Linked DNA regions of Mus musculus: region 2 is linked to region 1. The links are chromatin loops, found by intact Hi-C in ENCODE. Cell type or tissue: gastrocnemius. All regions are shown on one strand.

What was found. A loop is a pair of places that touch in the nucleus more often than their neighbours do. Peaks named below come from ENCODE experiments on the same cell type or tissue, not always from the same donor. Only the 100,000 strongest peaks of a DNase experiment are listed, where the experiment ranks them.
Region 2: a loop joins it to region 1, with 2.1 times the contacts of the local background. A loop is called at or near these places in 14 of 42 quality-filtered maps.

Annotation. Positions count from the first base shown.
Region 1 is chr15:83,496,979-83,504,978 of GRCm38, reverse strand. It overlaps Ttll1 (tubulin tyrosine ligase-like 1), which reads left to right. Exons shown (of 12, transcript NM_178869.4): 5 at 2,690-2,898; 6 at 4,877-5,057; 7 at 6,693-6,827; 8 at 7,551-7,659. Among named protein-coding and RNA genes, the nearest start is that of Ttll1, 9.9 kb to the left of the region's middle. In gastrocnemius, CTCF peaks have their summits at 4,398 (motif pointing right) and 7,487 (motif pointing left); a DNase peak (open chromatin) is centred at 4,420.
Region 2 is chr15:83,383,678-83,391,677 of GRCm38, reverse strand. It overlaps Pacsin2 (protein kinase C and casein kinase substrate in neurons 2), which reads left to right. Exons shown (of 11, transcript NM_001159509.1): 4 at 1,020-1,255; 5 at 3,008-3,163; 6 at 4,841-5,016; 7 at 6,571-6,691. Gm41368 (a long non-coding RNA gene) reads right to left here and starts at 5,999. Exons shown (of 4, transcript XR_875509.2): 1 at 4,748-5,999; 2 at 604-700; 3 at 1-56. In gastrocnemius, a CTCF peak has its summit at 7,840; no DNase peak of the experiment used is centred here; H3K27ac peaks cover 1,979 bases.

The DNA.
Region 1 (8,000 bases):
GTTTAAAAAATTGTTTTTAAAAAAGAATAAGCTGAGCTCAGTGCTTGGAACCAGTTAACTAAGGAGCCTCCAAAGTGTTGGCGGGGCCAGGGACCAGTGACAGGTCGGTCTCTAAGAGCCAGGGTGATGGAAGAGGCTTGTGGCTGGGAGCTCCTTCACAGTTCGTCACCTGAAGCTTCGTTCATCAGGACCAGGTTATCAGGCTTGGCCTAAACTTCATTTAGGCTTTCCCCTGAGATGTGTTTGCAGATCTTCTTTTCTCTTGGTCAACTGTCTAGTGTCTTTGTTTCTTGCTCTTTGGCTGGCATTGCAAAAGCCGGAGTCGAGTTAGCTCGCTCTTGCCATCTCCGTCTCTCTTTGTCTCTGCTTATGAGTCAGATGCGATCTCTCTCAGCTACTGCTCCAGCACCATTTCCTGCCTGCCTGCCTGCCTGCCTGCCTGCCTGCCTGCCTCCCAGCATGCCTGCCTGCCTGCCTGCCTGCCTCCCAGCATGCCTGCCTGCCTGCCTGCCTGCCTGCCTGCCTGCCTGCCTGCCTGCCTGCCTCCCAGCATGCCTGCCTGCCTGCCTGCCTCCCAGCATGCCTGCCTGCCTGCCTGCCTGCCTGCCTGCCTGCCTGCCTGCCTGCCTCCCAGCATGCCTGCCTGCCTGCCTGCCTGCCTCCCAGCATGCCTGCCTGCCTGCCTGCCTGCCTGCCTGCCTGCCTGCCTCCCAGCATGCCTGCCTGCCTGCCTGCCTGCCTGCCTGCCTGCCTGCCTGCCTGCCTGCCTGCCTCCCAGCATGCCTGCCTGCCTGCCTGCCTGCCTCCCAGCATGCCTGCCTGCCTGCCTGCCTGCCTGCCTGCCTGCCTGCCTGCCTGCAGCACTGCTGTCTGCCACGATGGCTCTACACTCTAACCCTCTGGGACCCTGAGCCCCTCAAATGCTTCGTTTTATAAATCGCCATGGTCACCATGTTTTGTTACAGAGATAGAAAAGTGAGGCACCTCTTCCCACTGAGCTCTGAAAGGGAGGGCTGGCCTGGGCAGTGACTTGAGGTGGGGCTGGCAGGTGACAGGTCATTCATTAGACCCACAGTACCAATGGAGGGCACCAAGTGCCTGCCTTGTTCAGGTAAGGAGTGTTTTGGAGCTCTTTTTATCTTACCTTTTGGGGAGAAGGCATTAGGGATCATACTATTTTTGCCCAGCCTTACATTCAACTTCTGGGTTCATCCAGTTCTGTTGTAGCCTCCAGGTAGCCAAGACTGCCGTGTGCACTATCACAAAGGGCTTTAGAGGTTTTTTTTTTTTTTTTTTTTTTTTTTTTTGAAAGACAGGGTCTCACTACGCAGCTGCTGGAATTAAAGGCATACACCATGTTACCTGGTGTGTGTGTGTGTTCATGTGTATCTGTGTTCGGGTTTCCATATGTCTGTGTGAGTGCATGTGGCAGCCATAAATTAATATGCGGGGTCTTTCTCTATCGCTCTCTACCTTGGCTTTTGAGGCAGAGTCTCTCACTGAAGCTGGAGTTCACGGATTCAGACTATCTGAACTATTGCGCACACTGCAGGGACCCGCCTCTCTCTGCCGCCTCGGTGCTAGCTCACAGATGTGTGCTGCCACACCTGGCTCTTATCTGGATGCTGAGGACCCAGGCTCTCGTGATTTTCACATGAGTGCCCATATATCTCCATATGCACAAACATACAAATACACTTAAGGGTTTTTAAAATTAAATAAAGAGGAGCCCTTAACTGCTAGAAAATGTTAAATGTTGATATTTTGGGCAAAGGGGAACCCTGTCTGGAAATTTCTTACAAAGAAGCCCAAACTGTGGGGAGAGAGATGGGGTCAGGTCCCATGTTGTCATCTAGGGAAGCCGAGCCCTGAGATTCAATGGTTCTGTGTGGCTGACCTGTCCCATGATAGGACATTTCAAAAGGCCCTCCGTTTGGGTCATCGTGGAGTAGGTAGCCTGGACAGTTATTTAAGCTTGCTCTGTGGGGTGGGGGCAGCTTTGAGGAGGACAGAGGGAGGCCTGTGGCAGGCTGCCTTGTTTTGCTATTCAGAAGTTCCTTCATCAGTTCCAGCCACCCTTCCTTCCTTCCTTTGTATATCTGCCCTGTCCCTCAGTGATGATGGACAACACTGCGGTTGATGGGGACAGTGGCTTCACTATAGAATCAGAAGGCACCCATCTTATGTGGGGCATAGGCACATCCACGTTTAGATGCTTTTTCTGAATCTGGGTACGTTGTTAGCTTCTGAGAGGGACTGCCCAGCCTTACCTATCAGCTGTGTTAACAGTCATCCTGACGGGATTGCAACAATGGCCCAGCCATTAAGAGCTCTTCCAGAGAACCTGGGTTGGAGTCCCAGCACCCAGATGGCTGCTCACAACTACCTGAAACCCCAGTTCCAGGGGGTCCAGTGCTCCTTCATACCTCAGTGCACGCAGCACGGGCATCCAGGAGCCTGGCATCAGCCAGTGAGCAGTGAATGGGCTCTACCTGGGACCTGACACAAGTGTCAAGGCACAGGGTCAAAGCTACCCTGTCCTTCAGCCTGGCCCGTCATCACCGAGTGCACATAACATGCTGCTGCCATGGAGTACACTGGTAACCAATAAGGGCTCCAGGGAGACTGGCAAGACCGAGTACCGGAGCGCGCTCAGACACAGCTTCTGTCCCTTCTGTGCCTGATTCAGGATGAGCGTGCAAACCATTCGCAACGTGTTCAGCGTAGAAACTGGGTACCGGCTGTCAGACGACCAGATCGTCAACCATTTCCCCAACCACTACGAGCTGACCCGCAAGGACCTGATGGTGAAGAACATTAAGAGATACAGGAAGGAGCTGGAGAAGGAAGGAAGTCCCTTGGCGGAGAAAGACGAGAATGGAAAATACCTCTATCTGGGTTGGTGCCTTCCCGCCCCCTTCTGCGCCCTAGCGCCCCCACCCGGCCCCAGGTCCTAAGCATCCTAGGGAAGAAACTGTATTTCAGCTTACAATTCTTGGGTCACAGGCCATCATTGAGGGATGTCAGGGCGGGAACTCAAGGTAGGAGCTGAAGCAGAGGCCATGGAGGAGCGCCGCTTACTGGCTCATTATCTGTCGATTCCTCAACCTGCTTTCTCTCTCTCTCTCTCTCTCTCTCTCTCTCTCTCTCTTCAAGAAAGGTTTTTTTTTGTGTGACCCTGGCTATCCTAGGACTTCGAACTCATAGAGATCTGCCCGCCTCTGCCTCTCAAATGCTGAGATTAAAGACAGGCACCACCAGGTCAGGCTTCAACCTGCTTTCTTTCAGTACCACCTGCAGAGAAATGGCCCCGCCCACTGTGGGCGGGGCCTTCTCATGTCAATCATTATTCAATACGTCCCCCTGGCCAATCTGATAGAGGCATTTTCTCCTTTCTTTCTTTCTTTCTTTCTTTCTTTCTTTCTTTCTTTCTTTCTTTCTTTCTTTCTTTCTTTCTTTCTTTCTTTCTTTCTTTCTTTCTTCCTTCCTTCCTTCCTTCCTTCCTTCCTTCCTTTCTTTCTTTCTTTCTTTTTGGTTTTTCGAGACAGGGTTTCTCTGTGTAGCCTTAGCTGCCCTGGAACTCACTCTGTAGACCAGGCTGGCCTCGAACTCAGAAATTCGCTTGCCTCTGCCTCCCGAGTGCTGGGATTAAAGGCATGTGCCACCACTGCTTTTTCTTTGAGGCATTTTCTCTTTTTTTCTTTTCTTTTTCTTTTTCTTTTTTAAAGGAATTTTTTATTAATTTTATTATATGAGTACACTGTAGCTGTCTTCATGAATACCAGAAGAGGACATCGGATCCCATTACAGATGGTTGTGAGCCACCATGTGGATGCTGGGAATTGAACTCGTGACTTCTGTAAGGGCAGTCGGTACTCTTAACCGCTGAGCCATCTCTCCAGCCCCAGGCATTTTCTTAAGATTTGTTCTTCCCAGACACGTCTAGGTTTGTGTTGAGTTGATAAAAGCCAACCAGCACGTTGAGTTATCATTTCAGGAGCTCGGAGGGATTGGTGGCTGGCTTTGCCGGGTGAGTGGGTTGGAGCAGGTTCTGTGGCCGTCTGCTTTGCCTGTGATGTCTCCAGGTGGGCAGGCAGGACTGAGCTTGGTTCAGACTCTGAGTCTCTGTTCCTATGGGGTTGTTTAGAGAGAAACGTAGAATGGACAAAGGTGTGCCCAGTGCTACCACTCTCTTGAGCCATACCCAGGGATGGTGAGTGTCCCTGGTATACCTAGAGATCAAAACAATGTGCTTGGCGGTTCAGGATCCCAAACAAGATCAGAACGAAAAAATGGTTTGGTTTTGTTTTGTTTTTTGAGATTTTATTTTTATTTTATGTGTATAGCTGTTTTGTCTGATTGTTAACATCTGTGTACCACCTGTATGCAGTACCCAGGTAGACCAGAAGAGGGAGGCATTGGGCCGACCTGGAACTGGAGTCAGATAGTTGTGAGCTGCTGCAGTGTGGGTGCTGGGACTAGAAACTGGGTCCCAAGCAAGAGAAGCCAAGAGTTCTTAATTACTGAGCCATCTTTCCAAGTCCTGGGCAGAATTTTATCACCAACTTCTCTGGTCTCAGTTTCCCAACCTGCTAAGTGGGACTGATAGCTGCCTAGCAGGCAGCTTACTCGGGGTTTAGGTGATGTATGTCTGCAGAGTTCTGTGCACACAGCTCAACAGGGTCCCTTCTTAGTACACACAGGGATAGGACAGCAGGAGCCCCGTGGTGTAGGTTCAGGGTTGAGAGGACAGTGTGCTGATGAGCCCTGGACCATGGTGATGTTTTCCTGCCCCTGGGCCCCAGGTGGGCAGCCACTTATGGCAATGGGTGTCTTTACTTCAGACTTCTTATGGCAATGGGTGTCTTTACTTCAGACTTTGTCCCCGTCACCTACATGCTCCCCGCCGACTACAACCTGTTTGTGGAAGAGTTCCGGAAGAGCCCGTCCAGCACCTGGATCATGAAGCCATGTGGCAAAGCACAGGGAAAAGGCATCTTCCTCATCAATAAGCTTTCGCAGATCAAAAAGTGGTCCCGGGACAGCAAGACGTCCTCGTGAGTTGAGAACACCCCACCCCCACTCCCCTTGAACTGCGGCCTCGGTCATGGGCTGGCCAGCCCCTGCCCGCTTTTCCAGCCATGTACTCGTTCTGTGGCACCCTGGCAGGGCTCGTGTGGTTGAAGACATATAATTAAGCACAGATTTCCCCTCTGTAAGCCATGGGGCATGTGGTACAGGTCATGAGCCGTGGCTTAGTAGGCCATTGGGTTCCCAAACTGCTTGAGGCAGGCACAGGTGTGGCAGTGAGGCACTTGCTTCTGAGCTGGGGGGGGGGGGGGCTCTCATTTCTGTGGCTGAGGGATCTGAGATCACCGGCAGCACCCGATAGAACTGGTCACCAGGGTGAAGCTTGGGGAGAGTAGCAGTGGCCTGAGGGGGGTGGGGGTCGGGGAGGCACCTGAGCGGACCACAGGTTGGTTGCAGGTGGTGTCGAGTTCTTCCTGTGTTAGCAGCTCCCTTCGGCCTCTGAAGAGTCAGTCCTTAGCCATTTGGCAGCACCTGGAGCAGGGCCTTGGCGTGATCCTTTCACAGAAGTGATGACTCACCCTCAGGAGTGCCCAGAGTATAGAGCTTCCTCTTGTATTAGAGCGTGTCAGCTGTGTATGGATGTCTGACTTCAGTGGCTGTCTTAGTTTGATTTCTGTTGCTGTGATAAAACAACTCCTAAAAGAAGGGGTTGATTTTTAAATCTCAGTTCCGGGTTACATTCCACCACAGGAAAGTGAAGGAGGCAGGAACCTGAAACATTCATCTCCACAGTCAAGAGCAGAGAGGATTAATATGCACATGCCCTACGGCTTACTTGTGCTCAATAGCTTTCTTCAGGATCCCTGGCGTAGGGAATGGTACTGCTCACAGTAGGCTGTCTTTTCACATAATTGAGATTGTCCCCCATAGCGGGCTGGAGAGGTGACTCCGTGGTTAAGAGCACTTGCCATTCTTGCAGAGGACCTGGATTCAGTTCCCAGAACCAATACGGCTAATAACTGTACGGAAATAACTAGTTCCGGGACATCCAATACCTCTTCTGACCTGTGCTGCCTGCACACAGTGTACAGACAGACAAAAAGACATTCCCCACAGCTATGCCCACAGGTCAACCCAGTGTAGAGAGTGCCTCAGTGAGACTTGTCCCAGATGACTCTAGGTTTTGTGAATCTAATGATTAAAGCTAACAGGCGACTGGAGAGATGGCTCAACAGTTAAGAGCAATTGACTGTTCTTCCAGAGGCCCTGGGTTCAAATTCCAGCACCTGCGTGGCAGTTCACAACTGTCTGTAACTCCCAAGATCTGACACCCTCACAGACATACATGCAGGCAGAACACCAATGCACGTAAAATAAAAACAAATAAATTTTAAAGGGAGGAACACTGGCTGCTTTTCTAGAGGACCAGGTTTGATTCTCAGCCACAAGATAAGTTACAACTGTCCAGTCCCTCTAGGGGCACTACCTGTGTGTGTGGTGACAGGACATACATCCAGACAAAACACCTATACAATTAATAATTTAAGGAGGAAACTAGCCATCACAGCGGCCAGCAAGCTGTCACCTCTTTCCTTCCCAAGCTGTTCCTTTAATCCCGTGATCTTTTACAATCTAATTGTGACTTTCTCTGATGTCCGTAGGTTTGTGTCGCAGTCCACAAAAGAAGCGTACGTGATCTCAGTCTATATCAATAATCCGTTGCTCATCGGTGGAAGGAAGTTTGACCTTCGTCTGTATGTCCTGGTGTCCACGTACCGCCCGCTGCGCTGCTACATGTAAGGATCACACTCTGCTTCCGTGGGGCTCACATCATAATGGTGTCATGAATGACTCAGTGACATGGGGGACTCACAGCACCTGGCTCAGGGAGGGTATCAGACGGGTGGCTTCTGTGTAAAAGCAGTTGGCCTAGACACTACCGGACATCTTACAAATAAGAGGACCACTCTTCTGGGCATTTGAAGCAAGTGGGGTGTGGTGTGCACACCTGTAATCCCAACACTCGGGAAGTAAAGATGAGATGGTTGAGCGTTCAAGGTTAACCTGAGCTACGTAGTGAAACCCAAAGCATTGGAAGCTAACATCCACTCTTCTGTTGAGTGGACTGAGACGCCCCAGAAGAGGGCATCCCATCTCATTGCAGATGGTTGTGAGCCACCATGTGGTTGCTGGGATTTGAACTCATGACCTCTGGAAGAGCAGTCAATGCTCTTAACCGCTAAGCCATCTCTCTAGCCCGACTGGTGCATTTTCAGTTTTTCTTTTTCTTTTTTTTTATTTAGTTTTGTTTTTGTTTTGAGACAAGGTTTCTCTGTGTAGTCCTGGCTCTCCTAGAACTTGCTCTTTAGACTAGGCTGGCCTCACACCCAAAGATCTGCCTGCCTCTGCCCTACCTCCCACATCTCGGTGCTGGGATTAAAGATGTGCGCCCCCTGCTGCCTGGCAGCAGGTAGATTTGCTTTGCCCTCTCCAGTGACTCAGTGTGCCTTCTCTTCAAGGTACAAGCTTGGGTTCTGCCGCTTCTGCACAGTGAAGTACACCCCTAGTACCAGTGAGCTCGACAACATGTTTGTCCACCTTACCAACGTGGCCATCCAGAAGCATGGGGTGAGTGTCCCCTCTCTGTGCGTCAGGAGGTCGCCTGGCCTCATGGGATTCTCTCTCATGTTTATTTGCAAGAGGGGAGCAGGCGAGTTCTGGGAGAGCCATCCCACGACCCAGTGGCCCGAGGTCCAGAAGCAACTCAGAGTAGCAGAGGTGGCTGTCCCAGGCGCATTACCTAAATTACTTACTTAGGGTAGAGAAACATTGTTTGCATTGAACTCAGGACCTCTGGAAGAGCAGTCAGTGCTCTTAACCAATGAGCCATCTCTCCAGCACCCCTCCCCCTTTTATTTATTTATTTATTTATTTATTTATTTATTTATTGAAGTGGGTGGTTTATTTTG
Region 2 (8,000 bases), 110 kb after region 1:
TCATTCACTTCAGAGCGTTCTCCCTTTTCTGGCTATCTTTAAACAAACTGAGATCTCTAAATGGAGGAAGCATTTTTTTTTTAAGATTTGGAGGGAGCAGGGAAGCTGGCTTAGGTGGCAAGCATCTGCCATGCAAATAGCCTGGTCACCAACTCCTTACTACATAAAAGTCGGGCTGGGGAAACTGCTCAGTGCTTAAAAGCGCTGGTTGCTCTTTCAGAGGATGGGATTTTGTCACCAGCACATGGCAGCTCAAAACCACCTGCAATTCCAGGGGAGCCAGTATCCTCTTCTAGCCTTCACGGATGCCAGATATGCGCACAGTGCATGCATGCATATAAATGCGTGCACACACACACACACACACGTTTAAAATAAAAATAAATCTCTTTAAAAAGCCAAGCACAGGCCGGGTGTGGTGGCGCATGCTTTTAATCCCAGCACTCGGGAGGCAGAGGCAGGCGGATTTCTGAGTTCGAGGCCAGCCTGGTCTACAGAGTGAGTTCCAGGACAGCCAGGGCTATACAGAGAAACCCTGTCTTGAAAAAAAAAAACAACAAACAAACAAACAAACAAACAAAAGCCAAGCACAGCATTGCAAACCTGTAATCTCAGTTCAATGAAACAGAGACTAGAGGATCCTGAGCAGTTGCTGGCCAACCTGTGTAGCTGAATCCATGAACTTCAGGTTTCATGTGATCTGTATGTAAAAAGAGAGGTGATTAAGGAAGATTAACATGAGCCTTGGCCTCCACAGAAAATGTGTATGCACATCACATGTACATTCATTCACACATGTGCATGGAAAAATATGCATATTAGGTGTACATGCTCTCACATGAACACATTCCACACATGTACATGGACACCCATATGCATGTACACACACACAAGGGCTCAAAGGCTTTAGAAAAACCATTGTCTGCAGCCCGGGTTGCTTCCAGGTAGACAGCTGTGAGGGTCACAGGTAATCCTGCTGCTGGCAGAAGGTAAGTTAACACACTTTTCTCCTGTGACAGGACCACAGTATGGGACCGTGGAGAAGGCCTGGATAGCTGTCATGTCTGAAGCAGAGAGGGTGAGTGAACTGCACCTGGAAGTGAAGGCATCACTGATGAATGAAGACTTTGAGAAGATCAAGAACTGGCAGAAGGAAGCCTTTCACAAGCAGATGATGGGAGGCTTCAAGGAGACCAAAGAAGCAGAGGATGGCTTTCGGAAGGCCCAGAAGCCCTGGGCCAAGAAGCTGAAAGAGGTACCCCCCTCCCTCCCTCCGCCTTCTTACTGACCCTAGTGTGTGTGTCTCTCAGGGAGGCTTCTCCACTGACAGGCCTCCTTCCTGCACTTGGCCCAGGAGAGCAGAGCTGGTAGAGAACAGGCCATCCCTGGGCCCGAAACCCTGCTTTCTGTGCTTTCTCTACATTGAATCCATACCAGCCCATACATCTCTCTGCAGCCTGGGGAATTGTCTGTTTCAGAGATGGAGACCTTTGGACTAATATAAAGGATTAGTTCAAAAATCATCTTTTTCCTTAGGTGGCTTTTCTCCCAAATTAGCATACAACACAGACACCACTATTCAAAACTCGTTAAGTCCCATGTAGCCTTGACTGGTGGAAGTCATGGGCCACTCTGGCCTCAGCATGCTCACCTCATCCTGTGTGTGGCGTGACCCCCACCTTTCACTGGGATGCCACCCGTCCACCTTTCCAGGAGGAGCTCTGCCTTCCTCAGAGTCATCTGTGTGTGTGTATGCCGCCATCTTTGCTTGCTCTCCCTTTCTCTGTCTTCCTTTTCCCACCTCTCCTTTCACTTTGCCTGCCCTGAGCCTTCATAAGTGAAACTGTCTTCCCTCCCTGCGTCCTCCCTGCACACTTCTTTCTCCTAGAGTGAAATCTATGGCTTGGGTCAAATGAGATGTCACTGTTAAGTATGCATATATCTCTGAGGGAGGAAGGGCAGGACAGCCATGGGGAAGAGGGGAGAGGGTGTAAAGTAGCCGTTAGCCCCAGGGAGCCAGGCACCGCTGCTGATACTTGGAAGGGCTGAGCTAGGATTAGCATCTAAACCAATGTTTCTCAACCTGAGGGTTGTGACCCCTTTGGGGTTTGATTAACCTTTTCACAGGAGACACCTAAGACCATCGGAAAACATAGATATTTACTTTGCAATTCATAACAGCAGCAAAATTATAGTTAAGAAGTAACCAGCAAAAATAATTTTATGGTTGGGGTCACCACAGCATGAGGAACTGTATTAAAGGGTTGCAGCATTGGGAAAGTTGAGAATCCCTGATGTAAGTGCTTGACTTTGGAGACCAGTTTAGACAATGTATCATGCTTTGTCACACAAGTCCTTGGGAATTGTAACCTAATCCCTAGCAGCCTGCCTTTTACTCATGGGCGAGATCATCCCCACCCCAGCCTCTCTGTTTGTTTGTTTGTCTGTCTGTTTGTTTGAGACAGGGCTTCTCTGAGTAACAGCCTTTGCTGTCCTGGAACTCTCTAAACCAGGCTGTACTACTACACCTTTCAAGGTTTTTTCGGTTTCTGTTTAATTTGGTTTTGGTTTTGGTTTTGGTTTTGGTTTTTTGGAGCATCCATGTCTTGGCTGTCCTGACATGCTTTTCCTTAGGTGTTTACACCTCTGTCTTTCACTCCAAGCACTCTCAGGGGTCTTTTCCCTACCATTCTCTATAGAATTCTGTTCTTGCGCTTCTGGTGTTACCATTATATCTCAACTTGCTTTCCTCCATAGCACACAGCCCCTTCTAATTTACTCTAACATTTAATCAATCATGCCTGCATTTGGCCACCTAATTCAAATCCACAAATGAAGTCCTGGGCTGATGGCTGTCCTGTGTCCTCAGTGCCTAGAACCACATGTGGATAGAGATTTACACAGTGAGAGGCCTTGCCAGTTGTTCCAGGGATGAAGCAGAGACATTTGTGTAAGTCTGAAGGTCTGAACTTGCAACCCGCTACACTGAGAAAGTACTCTCCTGTAGGTGGAAGCGGCAAAGAAGGCGCACCACACAGCGTGCAAAGAGGAGAAGCTGGCCATCTCCCGGGAAGCCAACAGCAAGGCAGATCCATCCCTCAACCCTGAGCAGCTGAAGAAACTGCAAGACAAGATAGAAAAATGCAAACAGGACGTTCTAAAGGTAAACGGGTCTGGGGGTCCTGGGAGCCCTTCTGCTCTGCTGGGAGGAGAGTGCTTCGATGAGATGACACGAACATGGCTTCGTCAGAACACTTTATAATCTGATATGTCCCACTAGTTAGTATAGGATGGTCCCAGGATCACAAGAAGTAAATACTAATTGGAATCTTGTCATTTACAAGTTCCTGGGGGCTGGGCTTCTCTGCTCCCCTTTGCCACTGCTCTATAAGTGATGGCCCAGGGCCCACCTCCCTGCCTATGGTCTGTCCAGCCTGCGTCTACAGGAGCAGATGGAGTGAGATCACAGCAGGCTGGGTCCCCACAGGACTTAAGGCTGGCAGGTACAAGGGCTGGGCTGGTTGTGTGGTGGCATTCCTGCCTTATGAATAAGGAGCCAAGGTCATGGAGGATAAGTAACAGGCTGCTCTGTAATGTGAGAGCAGCGATTCTGACTCCAGAGTCTGCTCCTTGCACTGCCATTTTTTCTCCACCATACATACCTAGCAAGGGGAAATACCATCTCCATAAGGGTCTCTGGCACCAGTAGCCCCCAACCCAGTTGGGGTCAGGAACTGGGGAGCTCTGAAAACAGCCTCAGATGAGGGATCTGGGCCTCCGTGCTAGATAGCAGTGGGTACTTGAGTTCATGAAGCATAAGGCCTTGGGAACACCAGAAGGCATTGCTAGAACCGCAGGAATCTGCTGCCCACGAAGGTGCTTAGAGAAAAGATAGAGGACACCAAGGACCAAGCAGAGTCATCACTATTCAGAAAACCCCAATGGCTTATCAGAGATGCTGTGCCCCTGACGTAAACCTCCTCTCTGATGAATACTGAAAGAGACATTTCTGGTCTAGCCAGGAAGAGAGTCTGTGAGCAAGAGCTGGTGCTAGCTTGCTGCCTCTCCAGCATTCTAGGCATTCACAGATCATTCAGGTTCTGAGGTCACTGGACGACCACCCAAGAAGGGGAAGTCAGCACTACAAGTTTCTGCCTCCCTGACACACAGGATACAGCCTCAATAATTTAGTCAAGCTAGAAGTGGGGGAATCCAGTAAGTCGAACATATAGAAAGGGGCCTCTGAGCCTGAGTCCTGGGTTAGATGGAGTACATTTGGTGCCCCAGTGTGAGAAGACAGAAATTGTTCTAGTGGCCAGAGTACCTTCCCTGGAAGAATATGCGTGTATGCATGTGTTCCTGTACGCAGAGTTAAAAGTAGTTTCCAACATACCATAACTCTCTTTTTAGTTCTCAGGGCACTCAGGTAGTCGGTTCTTTTTCTTGTATAGAATACCTGAGAAACAGCTAGGAATAGAAAAGCCTATCTTGCTTCAGTTTCAGAGACTTCAGGTAGAGCTGCTTAGGCTCTGTTGTTATAGACGCTCAAGTTAGAGCACCATGACAGTGGGAGCATGTGGTAGAGAAGACGGAAACAGACAGGGAGGAAGGATTCAAGAGACATGATCTCTGAGACCTACTTCCTCAAACTGGGCCCTGCCTTAATAATCCATCCAGTATGAGTTTTGTTAGAGCCCTTATAAGCCAATCAGTAGCCCATCTGAATACTGGGGTGACCGTCTCTTACCTCTGTCTATGGGGGAGGAGAGAGCCACACGGCCTATGCAGTAAACAAAAGTGAGATGGAAACAAACGTCTGTCTGTGGCATTGTCAACCCAGACCAAGGACAAGTATGAGAAGTCCCTGAAGGAGCTTGATCAGACCACACCCCAGTACATGGAGAACATGGAGCAGGTGTTCGAGCAGTGCCAGCAGTTTGAAGAGAAGCGCCTGCGCTTCTTCCGGGAGGTTCTGCTGGAGGTTCAGAAGCACTTGGATCTGTCCAATGTGGCTAGGTAAGTTCCCCCAGCAAAAGCCAGCAGTGTCAGTCACAGGAGCCTGGTGTCAATAGACTAAGGTAATGCCTAGCTGCAGCGCAGTCATGGAAGGCTTGAGCAGGGCGGGCAGGGTGGGCTCGATGCTCTCAGCTCCAAATGGGTCTGGCACTGTCTCTCTCCTCTGGTGCCACAGCCAGCCCTGGCCAGACCCAGCACTCTAGAAATCCATCTGGGCTGATGCAGCACCACCCAGGCCGCATGTCTTCTGCACCCAGAACAGTGCTTGGTAGACCTCTTCATGAAGCCTTCTCATCCCTGCTGCCTGATTGACCTTGACAGTTTGGTGGCTGAAGGTCCTGGGAAGACCAGAACAGTGAGACAGTGTGCCTACATCAGGAGGGACCCAGAGAGCAATCCATGTCCTACATCCATCTGGGAGAACCCTTGAGAAATGAATGTCAGGTCAAAGCTTGCTGTCAGTAGAAAATGGCATGTCCCTTGTCTCTTTAAGATGATGGAAGCAGCCACCGCAAGATGTTCTGTTGTCATTCATTTCATCTCTGTGACAGTCTGGAGAGTAGACAGCATTGTCCTTGTCATGCTGATGAAGAAACTGAGGAGGGTTGGGACTGTGCTCTGCTCTTCTCTGAGTGAGACAGCCTCTACTCCATTTGTACTTGGCCTGTAACAAAGGCCAGAATCAGTACAATTTGTCTCTATGATCTGAGCCACCCATGGGGAGGGTGACACATGTGTAGTCACCAATAGGGCTGTTGTAACAGAATCTGGGTGTCAGCAGGGAAGCTCATCACTCAGTTCTAGAAGACAGAAGTCATAAACCAAGGTGTGGCCACACTCCCCATGAAGGCTCCAGGCAGATCCTTCCTGCCGGGGTCCTCAGCTTCCTGGACATCTGGTCACTGGGCCACTCTACTGACCCTGCTTTAAGTTGTTCACCTCTATAAGGCTGCTTCAGCAGAGCTCACATCCTTCAGCTGTTGTATTTGGAGAACACAGTTCCATCCTTAAATATGTCCAAGTATGTCCACATAGCAGAGAAGGAAACAGAGGCTCAAAAAAGAGCCACCTACAGAGAGAATAAGTGAGATACCAGGTCCAGCCAAGACCCATGTTCTTGGCCCCAGGCGGCTGAGCTAGGTCTTGTACTTCTGCCCTCCTCCCATCACACTGCCTTCCACATGGGGAGGAAACCCTCCAGCCCCTGAGAGAAATGGAGGGGGCACCCTGACATTCTGCTCTAATGGCTTCTTCCTCAACATGACCTGATTCCGTGGGACTGCACAGCTCTACCCACACAGCACAACATGATCTGACGACAATGCAGGCGAGTGTCAGTGTGCCTCCTGTTTGTTGGTGGTCCCAGGTTCTAGAGGATGGTTGTCTGCATCTGTGCATGTGATGGCCAGGAAATGGTGTTCTTCATCTATGGGAAACAGACATGTGCAGGCTCCAAAGACGATCATGCAGGCTCCAGGGGCTGCTGTGCCGTTGCTTTGAGGAATGGTGGCTGACCCTGTCTTTTATAGAGCTGTCATTCTGTCTCTGATTTAGCTATAAAACCATTTACCGGGAGCTGGAGCAGAGCATCAAAGCAGCAGATGCGGTAGAGGACCTGAGGTGGTTCCGGGCTAACCATGGGCCAGGCATGGCTATGAACTGGCCACAGTTTGAGGTAAGGAGGCTGTGTGCCTACAACTCTGTTCACCTACGATTGGGAACTGAGACCTCTGCCCCTCTACTTGAGCTACAAATGTTGTTCTCACTCCCTGCTTTGTATATTTAATTGTCCTGACGGGTGTCTAGTGTCCCAGGCACTGTATCTAAATGCCTTCAGCTACCGTCACTTAGCATTGGTATTCCCTTCTTGCCCTAGACCAAAACCAAAAAAACAAAACCCCAAAAGCCAAATTGTGTTTATCCCACCGTACAGGGTGTCCCAGAAATGAAGTGGCCTTCAGTCTCCAGGCCTTCTATTGGGCCCCAGTGGGGCCGGTATCAATGAGCTGCTTTTCTTCACCATTTTCTGGGTGCTTTTTCCTGCCTTGGGCTGTAAATATTCAGATTTGTGGGCTGTGCAGTGTCTTTATGCTAAAATCTAAGGGCCTTGGGATCTTGAGGTTAGGGCTTGCTCGCCAGGCTCACCCAGTTCCCTGACTGCGATGTAGAAGGTAGTGGCCAAGAGTACCACCAGCCTTGTTCCCTGAACATAGGCATTCTGTGCTCCTCATTCACTGGGTGTGCTATGAGCCCCCACCCTGTAAATGCTGAGAAGAGTCCTCCAAGCCAGACAGATGCCTCCAGCAAGGCCTTATGGCTTTTCTGGCCTGACAGTAAACAGAGCCTGGGCTGCATCTGACCTTACGCTGTAGCAGCTATGGGACTGGAGCAAGCAGGTATCCCTTGTGTGGCTTAGTTTTTTCCATGTTAAAGTATGAATAGCAACCCAGAGTTATTGCAGGGCATCAGCTGATCAATGCTGGGTTATCACACAGACCTGGGCTCCGCACAAGTTCCACAGTTCCTACTGCTGCATCAGTCCTCACTCCACATTATGTTCTCTGGAAATTCCTGATTTCTCTAACTGGCAGGAGCTCCATATACCCATCAGGAGTCTGCGGAACAGGGGGGACCCCAGGAGACACTGGGGTCCAGGGCCCTTCCTAGTGGAAGGGGCCATAGAGGAAATGGTCCTTGCCTTGGCACAGCATACTGGGAAGGAGGATCCTGAGTGCCATCTTAGGATAGCTTGGCTTCAGCTTCCAACCTGCATGCTACCTAGTGTGGCTCAGGGCACCATGTGCATGATACTCTGCTGCCTCCTTCAGAGCGCCTGCTATACCAACAAGGGGAACTGTGGAAAAGCCTGGCCAGGGCTCTCCCTCCAGGAAGTCACGGAGTCTGTGGGCTCCTCTCTGTGGGCCCCTGGCTGGGAAGCAGCCCTCCTATGTTCCCTGTGTTCACATTGATAGCTGTTACCAGGT